2 separate regions of the Homo sapiens genome follow, and region 1 is linked to region 2. Evidence: chromatin loops called from intact Hi-C (ENCODE). Cell type or tissue: IMR-90. All regions are shown on one strand. Links, peaks and the distances in the headings refer to the core of each region. The heading gives the core; the rest is flanking DNA.

Region 1 (4,401 bases), core at 204-4,203, 72 kb before region 2:
TTCTAAGTTGCTGTACCTTGGGGCAATTATTTACACAGCAATAAATAACTGATACAAATAAATATACTATGATTTATTTAACCAATCTACCATTGTTAGACATTTGAATTTTTCCCATTTCTTCATAGTGCCAAATACAATGATATGAAAAGCTTTGAGTTTATAAATACTTATATCCTTGGACAAATTTCCAGAAAACCCTTGCTGGATTAAATGTCCTACATACTGATATGCTTGTGTTGCTGCTGTTGCTTCTATATCCCTCCCTAGGGAGATTTTGCATTTTATAGTCTCCACAGCGAGGCATAGGAATGAGCGTGTTCTCACTTCCTCTCTGTGGTCAGCAGAAGAAAGGCCCCTCCAAGATGTCCACGTCCTAACTCCCAGAGCCTGTGAATATGTGACATCACATGGCCAAAGGGACTTTGCCAATGTGATTCAGCACTTTGAGATGGGAGGTTATCCTAGATTAATCTGGATTGATTTTTATCTGGGTGGGCCCAATGTCATCACCAGAACCCTTAAAACTAGATGAAGGACGCCTGTAATCCCAGCACTTTGGGAGGCCGAGGCGGGTGGATCACGAGGTCAGGAGATCGAGACCATCCTGGCTAACATGGTGAAACCCCGTCTCTACTAAAAATAACAAAAAAATTAGCTCGGGCATGGTGGCAGGCGCCTTAGTCTCAGCTACTCGGGAGGCTGAGGCAGGAGAATGGCGTGAACCTGGGAGGCAGAGTTTGCAGTGAGCCGAGATCGCGCCACTGCACTCCAGCCTGGGCGACAGAGCCAGACTCCATCTCAAACAAACAAACAAACAAAAAGTAGATGAAGAAGACAGAAGATGAAGCCAGAGGCACGTGACCTGAGAGCTCAGTCCACTGGTGCTGGCACTGAAGAAGTAGGAAGGGGCCATGAGCCCAGGAATGTGGGCAATCTCTAGATGCTAAAAAATAAAAGGAAATGGGCTCCCCCTGGAGCCCCCAGAAGGAACCATGTTCTGCCGACACCTTGACTTTAGCCCAGTGAGATCGATGTCCTGCTTCTGACCTCCAGAACTTTGAGAGTGTAGATCTTTGCTGTTTTCAGTCAGTACCTTTAAGATAATTTGTCATAGCAACCATAGAAAATTAATGTACCAAATACACTCACTAACAGATCTTCAGTTTTTTGTTTTTTAATGTTCAACTTTAATAAGCAAAAAGAAGAAAGTTCGTCATATCTTGAACGACAAACTGTCTTGGTTGCTAAATTACTGGAAACCTCTTCCACAAAGCTCTCTAGAAATCTTTCTGTCCCGCACCTAACATAGTAACAGTCCGCTCTCAACAGTGCACTTGGTCTACAGTAACATGTCTGTGACCTTATTAAAGTTTTTGCTGTTTGTTGTTATTGTTTTCGAAGGTTATTTATAATTCTAAGGCTCCTTTTCAGTGAGTGGCTGTTGTAAACAATAAGACAGAGTTTCAAACGAGACTTCGTGTTTTATAAAACTGCATTGCAGCAAAAGAGAAGGAAAGTAACGGGTTTGGAAACCTCTGCATTCCTCTTTTCACACATCTACTTTACAAGCTTTGTTTTATATTTGAGCACAGCCCGAGGCCCCCTCCAAGATTGCCCTGAGGTCAGCAGGGAAGAAACAGGGAGATGGGAGCTCCTGGTCCCCAGCAGGGCAGAGAAGAAAACCCTGTAGCCATCCAAAGGGCTGCTTGAAGGAAACTGAGAATGTACAATTAAAAGGAAGCTCAATGTTTGTCCAGAAAAGCATTAAGAGTCTCTTTTGTTGAAACTTTAACATTCTTTCTCTAACACTGGTATGCAGTGTTGGAGAAATGAAACAATCCTGCCAATAAAAGAATGCTCTGCACTAATAGAGGAGAGAGAGAGAGAGAGAGAGAGAGGGAGAGAGAGAGAGAGAGAGAGAGAGAGAGAGAGAGAAATAGAGAGATGGGGGACGGGAAGGGGAGAAACCATTTATTATAGAACAATTTATCATCAAATTTACATGCATAGAAGGTAGCACAGAAGTGATGATAACTAAGTTGGGACAGAATTACATTCAAATTTATACAGTAAAGTGGAAGAAAGAACAATTACGCTTCTCCAATCTCCTTGAGAGACGGAAGGGTGGGCCTGATGGTCTCCTCTGAGAATCCCTGAGCTCATCCCAGAGGCACCTGCTTACAGTCCCTGGGGCGAGAGACCTGGCATTGCAAACTCAAAAGGTGGGGTCTCCTACCGGCCTATTATGTTGTCAAGGACGCAGGCTCACAGGGGTGGGGAGACCATCATTTATGCCCATGGTGCTACTGTTTTCTTATGAAAATGCTCTTTACTCATTACTGATTACTTCATTACCCAGCCTAAATGAATCCGATGCTTGATTTAAATAAACACTAGAACTCAGAGTGTTAAATGCCGCTAATATCCTTAAATTACTCATCAATTTTGAAATAACTACCCTCTGAGAAGGATTTCCTTGACAATTCTCCGGTAACCAAGTCTATACTTCTCTTGAGAAGAGCTTTAGAACGACCTCTATTTAATAGTAGCCTGGGTTCTATTTTAATTAGGCTATAAGCGGTAAATATTTGCTAATAGACTTTGGGGTGAATAATTAATCAGTAAAAGACTGCTATGTACTGACGATTTATATGAACAAACTAGTGGATCAGATTCAATAAAGGCTTAGTGAAAGCATTCCTTTCTAACCTAATTGTTGAAAATTTAAGATCTCTACAGAACTGTTACTTAAAAAGATTGTGTGATTTTTCTCTAAATATTTATTTCCATTTCAATAGCTTGCATAAAGAACTATTTTGTTGTCTTAGTCCAAATGACTATTCTGTCAAAACATAATAAGTAAGTTAGAACTAAACAGATAATATATTTTATCCTTTTGTGGTACTTGAGCATGTTTCTGCTAGAAAACTATTTAAAAGAAGCTACGTTTCACTTTATTCTTCCAGTAGATAAAGGTGCATGTCCTGGAAGTCCAGTGATTTTCTCTAACAGCTTTATGGAGGTCTCGTTTATATACCATAAAACTCCCCCATTTTAATTGTACGGTTCAATGATTTTTTAGTAAATTTACAAAGTTGTGAAACCATTACCACAATCCAATTTTACAATCACAAAAGAATCCCAATTGCCCATTTGTAGTCATTTCTCCTTCCCACCACAAGCTCACGCAACCAGGAATCTATTTTCTGTCTCTTTGGAGTTGCCTGTTCTGGAATATTTCATATAGAGGAAATCGTATACTATGTGGTTTTGTGACTGGCTACCTTCACTTAGCTTAATGTTTTCAAGTTTCCTCCACGTTGTAGGTATTGTAGTCATATCAGTGTTTATTTCTGCACTGCTGAATCACTTCCCATTGTACAGACCTGGTCCGTTTCATTTTTCCCATCACCAGTTGATGAATATTTGGATTGTTTCCCCTTTTTGGCTATCATGAGGAAAACTGCTATAAGCATTTGCATGTAAGTCTTTGTGTGAGTAGATTTCTTGCTTTAGAACTTGTGGGTTTTCTAGAAAGTTTATGTTTAACATTTTATGAATAATTTACATACTGATGGAAATGTACATTGTACTGCCAAACTGTTTTCCAAAACAGCAGTACAATTTATATTCCCATCAGTAATGTACGAAGGGCTTAAGCTTCTCTGCACCTCACCAGTGTTTGTTTGCTATTGTCTGTCTTTTTATAATAATCATTCTAGTGGGTATGTAGTGATATCTCATTGTGGTGTTAATTTTTATTTCCCTGATGACTATTAATGTTGAGCATCTCTATATGTGCTTATTAGCCTTTCGTATTTCTTGTTTGGTGAAATGTGCACTCAATTATATTTACATAGTATTAGATACACACTACTTTAACATCATCTGATACAGAACAGATTTTGAAAATGCATTTGATTATATCTGAATGAACATTTGCTATGTACAATGTGCTTGGCTATTTGCTTTATAACATTAAATGAGCATCTTCTATGTGCAATATATTGAGCTAGCTGCTTTGTTACAAACCAAAAAAAAAAATTTAAGCTCTTGCAGACTTTACAGAAATAACCACATTATAATGTAGATAATTCATTCATGTTGAATGCTATCACAGATAATTAGACAGTGTTTTGTTCACTCAAAGGAAGAAAACAATCTTTTCTCTTGACAGGAGGGAGGTATCCAGAGAGGCTAATGGAAGAGACAGGCTTTGGGATTTATTTGCAGAGAGGTTAGGCATTCAGACATGTGGAAAGAGAGATGAAAGGAAAGTGCACCTGAGGCTGAACAAGTGACTAAAGGAGAAGCCACTGTGCCTGTCGAAAGAACAATGAATAATCCAGGTGAGCAAAAGAGGGGACTTGAGAGAAAGCTGGACAGATTTTGGGAGGC
Region 2 (4,401 bases), core at 183-4,182:
GTGGTCTACATTGAATTTTTGAAAACAGTTTCACTCCTATTATTTCATCTTCAGGATACCTCCTGAGATAAGTATGTTCCTCTCAATAATAATTATTATTATTATTGGGTACTAGGGAATGAGAGAGGCGATAACAGTAGAACCCAATAATAATAAATATATAATAAATAATATAAATATATAATATATGCATAATATACAATAAATATTATTATTGGGTTTTATTGTCTCCTCCAATAGAACTAATAATAAATTATTATTTATTTATTAAATAAATAATGTACATTTATAATTATCTGTAATACATAATTTATTATAATAATAAATTATGATCAAGAGAATTTGAGATAACATAAATATTTGGTGTGAGAACTAGAACTAAAACCTGCCTTCCTGACTCACTGTTTCTATTCTTTGGTAAGATCATCTTCGTTTCTTTTTCCTCCTGAGACCAGAGACCCACTCAACGCCACTATTCGGAAACTCATATATGGATGACTTGCATTTTTTCTAATTAAGAACGTTAGCAAACTTGGTAGATTCTAACCTTAAATATGTTAAATTTGCTACTCAGAAATGAAATAGCCAATCTACAAATAGAATTAAACAAAAACCAAGTAATTATTTTCCCACTGCTCATTTTCATAAGCATGTATCTTGCTAAATCTTACAATCTGCTTCCTGCTACGCTAGACTCTGTTGAGGACACAAAAATGACCCGGCAGGGTTTCTAACTGGAGATGCTTGTGATCCGGGTGGATGGGATGAGGACAGGAAAGAGGGGACCAAGCTTACCGTCAAGCTGTGAATCTATGTGCGTTAATGAACGTATCTACAAGCTGCCTTATTCATTTAATTAAGAACAAGGTTTACTCTTTTCTCACAGGTTAAAAAGCTTCAAGTTAAATAATATTGCTGATGTGCTATAGGGAGTTGGCATTACAGTTTTATCTCTCTACTCTGGGGTCCATTATACCCTCACACAGTACGCATGGCTCCATTTAATGGTAATGGAAGTCACACTTGGGTATTGGAAAGATAATTTTCCCCTCTAGAATTTGCACAAGACAATCCTTGAGGGAATAATATTTTTTACAGCCCAGTCATTGCCCTACCTGGACCCAACAAGTAACTCTGCACAGTAATTAAATAAGCACAACAGGCAAATTCAAATTTCAAGAGTCTGAGTTTTATGGTTACAGATGTTCTTCCCAACATAGTCTATTCAGCAGTTCCTTGGGTCATAAATGTTTAATTTTTAATCTATTTTTTATCGGTTTTGGGCAATGCAGGCTGCTAGTATACCAAAAGAATTTTCACTAGTACATTTTACATGCAGGAAGTTTGCAGTAATAAAAGTTTTAACAAAATAAAATCAGGTATGTTCCCTTAAGGGAGTGAACATTGCTTTAGCTGAAAACACAGGTCAATGTCCTTGTTCTAGAACAGGGACTCTACCGATCTCACTTACAATATTGTTTGTGAGTGGCAGTCTATTTGCAGACTTAATATCATCCAGGGAATCACACGACTTAACTTGCAGATGTGCTATTGAAAACACATAGAGTTACATCATCTATTTGCACGGCAAATGTCCTTTGAAATGATTCACAGACTCGAAACAATAGCCATTTCAGGATATATTTATCTTTTATGACTCAAACACCTGCCCCACTTTTCAGGGGACCTTGTGGTATAGACAATATGTGCAGATAAAAGGTAAATTGTTGTTAAAATACCACAAAAAGGAACTGACAAAAATCACAGCTGACCTCGCGTGTTTGCATATTTATCGGCAGCTATCAACCTGATTTTTAGTTGCCCGGAACATATATTAATTATTACATTATACTGTGGGCGCAGAAGTGAAATCTTCTGAGTTTGTTTGTTTGTTTTTATAACATACAACACAGCACAGGGCCTGACAATTTACAAAAGATCACTGAACTTCCCATTTACCTTGACATATCCAGAACTTTATCTCAATCCTTCCTTTGGGTAGACCTGCCCAATATACCAAAAGACAGGGTGAGTTAATCAGCACATTTAGGCAAAGGAGACTTACTGAAAGTGAAAGAGGCGGCAGGCTCTTCAGTCAAAAGGGGCACTGGCAAAGGAACTAATGGGTACCGCTGAGACCAAGGCAGAAAGGCCAAGACAGAAAGGAGGCGGGGGCCGAGCTCGTGCTCTCCCGCTACACCTAATTCCGTTGTCCTTCCAGCTCAGAACCTCCCTGAACAGCAAAGACCCTGCCTGGTTGCCTTCTCTCCTGCACTGGGTCTCCCTGTCAATTCCAGGGTTGCCGTTGTTATAACACACAGAATAATCTTACTTCAAACCAACAACACCCCACTTCCCCCAGTGTTCCTAACATCAAAACATCAACTGTCCTTCCAGGACAAATGTGAATGTTCGACTGCACTTTGCCCTTTCCGACACCCAGGTTGCAGCCCCACGGCTCATTTAAGGGAAGGCAAAGCTCCTGTGGCTGTAGGACTCTGAGAAGCTCGCATGCCTCTGGCAAATTAAACACTGTGATCTGTTCTCTGCAGAGTCCTTCCAGGGCTGGCTTTTCCTCCTGCTCAGTGGCTCACAGAGGAGGCTGCTTTTTCAAACCAAGTAGCCTATGGAAATATTAAAGACACTATGAATAATGATGCTTGTTCTTCATTATTGTATTTATTTTAGTTTCTAGCACTTCAGTTAGTTTGTAACTTTAGTTAGTTTACAGCACTTGATCAACTTACAATTCACAAATAACACTTTCACCTCTGGAGGGAGGACTGGAGTTCCAAAGATCTCCACTTGAATTCCGGCGTTCTGTTTGTTGGACAAGGGCATGTTATTTGCTGGGTCTCTGTTTTTCCTTTCTTCTCCCACAGTAAAGTATAGATTCATAAAAGTACCTAGCACATAGACTGGGCACGGTGGTTCACACCTGTAATCCCAGCACTTTGGGAGGCCAAGGTGGGCGGATCACCTGAGGTCAGGGGTTTGAGACCAGCCTGACCAATATGATGAAACCCCGCCTCTACTAAAAATACAAAAATTAGCCGGGCGTGGTGGCATGCGCCTGTAATCCTAGCTACTCAGGAGGCTGAGACAGGAGAATCGCTTAAACCCGGGAAGCGGAGGTTGCAGTAAGCCGTGATTGTGCCATTGCACTCCAGCCTGAGCAACAGGAGCGTAAACACCATCTCAAAAAAAAAAGTACCTAGAACAGAGGTGAATCTCAGGACAAGTGGAATCTGGGGTTTTGTCTACCGCCTCAAGTAAGGAAAAGCAGAGATGCCATCACTTGCTTAAAAAGACCACCCAGCTAATGAAGGTGGGGCTTGGATAGGAGCAAAGGTTCTGCGGAGTGAGCCCTTGTTCAGGAGGACTGCTAGGTCAAAACTACTTGTTTAATGCTAAACAAATCATTGTTTAGGATTATTGTTACAAAATACTATTATAGTCACAACACATGACTCTTCATAGTATTATTCCAAGACTTTCCTGCCTTCACTCTCATTCTCTCTTGAATGTACAGTGGAGTATTCCAGAGGTTATGTGATGTACACTAGTGCAGTGTATTGAATGTGAAAGCAGAGAAGACCCAGCTGTCTTGCATTAAGCCAGACATGAACAATTTGCAAAAATGTAAAATAATGCCATTCTTATCTCTAATTTTGTTGGAGATTATAATGACTTTTCATAAAAATATTTATATTAACATGTAGTTGGGTCATTGTTCTTATTTGTAAATAAAGTAATAAACAAATATCTTAAAATGTTCACAGTTTAAAATTTAAATTTGGCAAATAGAGATAAATGTAAGCACATAGCAATAGCTCTGGAAAGCCACATTTTTTCAGAGCGTAGAGAGATCCCGAGACCACAAAGTTTTCAGTACCGCTGAATCTGAGAGTGTTTCTCAAACTCTGATGAGTGTATCCATGACCAGGGCCTTGTTGCAATGCAGATTCTGGGACAGCTGGTCCAGGAGAGGCCTGAGAATCTTACCCTTGGTAAATGTGGCTGTTGAGCTCAACATAGTTCACTGTCAGAGCTTGGGAGGAATGGGAGGTTAAGTTGGAGCCATGGCCTGTCTGCTGTGACGCTGTGTCCCTGGGGGAAAGGGAAGCCTCTCTGTGTCCTACAAACCCTCTCCAGAGTCCAGTGGGGTGAGGCCTCATGTGCCCAGCCACTAAGCGGGCATGACACATGGGGAAGACAGTAAACAAAAACAAAAACCATGTCAAGCAAATCCACGTTGGCTTCAGGGTTAGGGCGTCCTGGTTATCCTGGCAGTTTGAGAGAGAGGCTGTCAGCATGGGGTACACAGGGGGTTTTTAATTTGGGATTAGATCCCTTTTGTTCTCATTTACTTTGTTGATCTTTTTATTCTTTTTTCTTGTC

Evidence for each region. A loop is a pair of places that touch in the nucleus more often than their neighbours do. Peaks named below come from ENCODE experiments on the same cell type or tissue, not always from the same donor. Only the 100,000 strongest peaks of a DNase experiment are listed, where the experiment ranks them.
Region 1: a loop joins it to region 2, with 5 times the contacts of the local background. A loop is called at or near these places in 1 of 110 quality-filtered maps.

Annotation. Positions count from the first base shown.
Region 1 is chr10:3,434,758-3,439,158 of GRCh38, reverse strand. It overlaps LINC02669 (long intergenic non-protein coding RNA 2669), which reads left to right. Exons shown (of 5, transcript NR_155743.1): 4 at 4,181-4,352. All of the region lies in intron 1 of LOC105376360 (a long non-coding RNA gene), which reads right to left. Among named protein-coding and RNA genes, the nearest start is that of LINC02669, 66 kb to the left of the region's middle. In IMR-90, for the core only: a CTCF peak has its summit at 1,939; DNase peaks (open chromatin) are centred at 1,808 and 3,328; H3K27ac peaks cover 1,813 bases.
Region 2 is chr10:3,363,034-3,367,434 of GRCh38, reverse strand. The region is part of intron 1 of LOC105376360 (a long non-coding RNA gene); the gene reads right to left. Among named protein-coding and RNA genes, the nearest start is that of LINC02668, 110 kb to the right of the region's middle. In IMR-90, for the core only: no CTCF peak of the experiment used is centred there; no DNase peak of the experiment used is centred there; H3K27ac peaks cover 1,006 bases.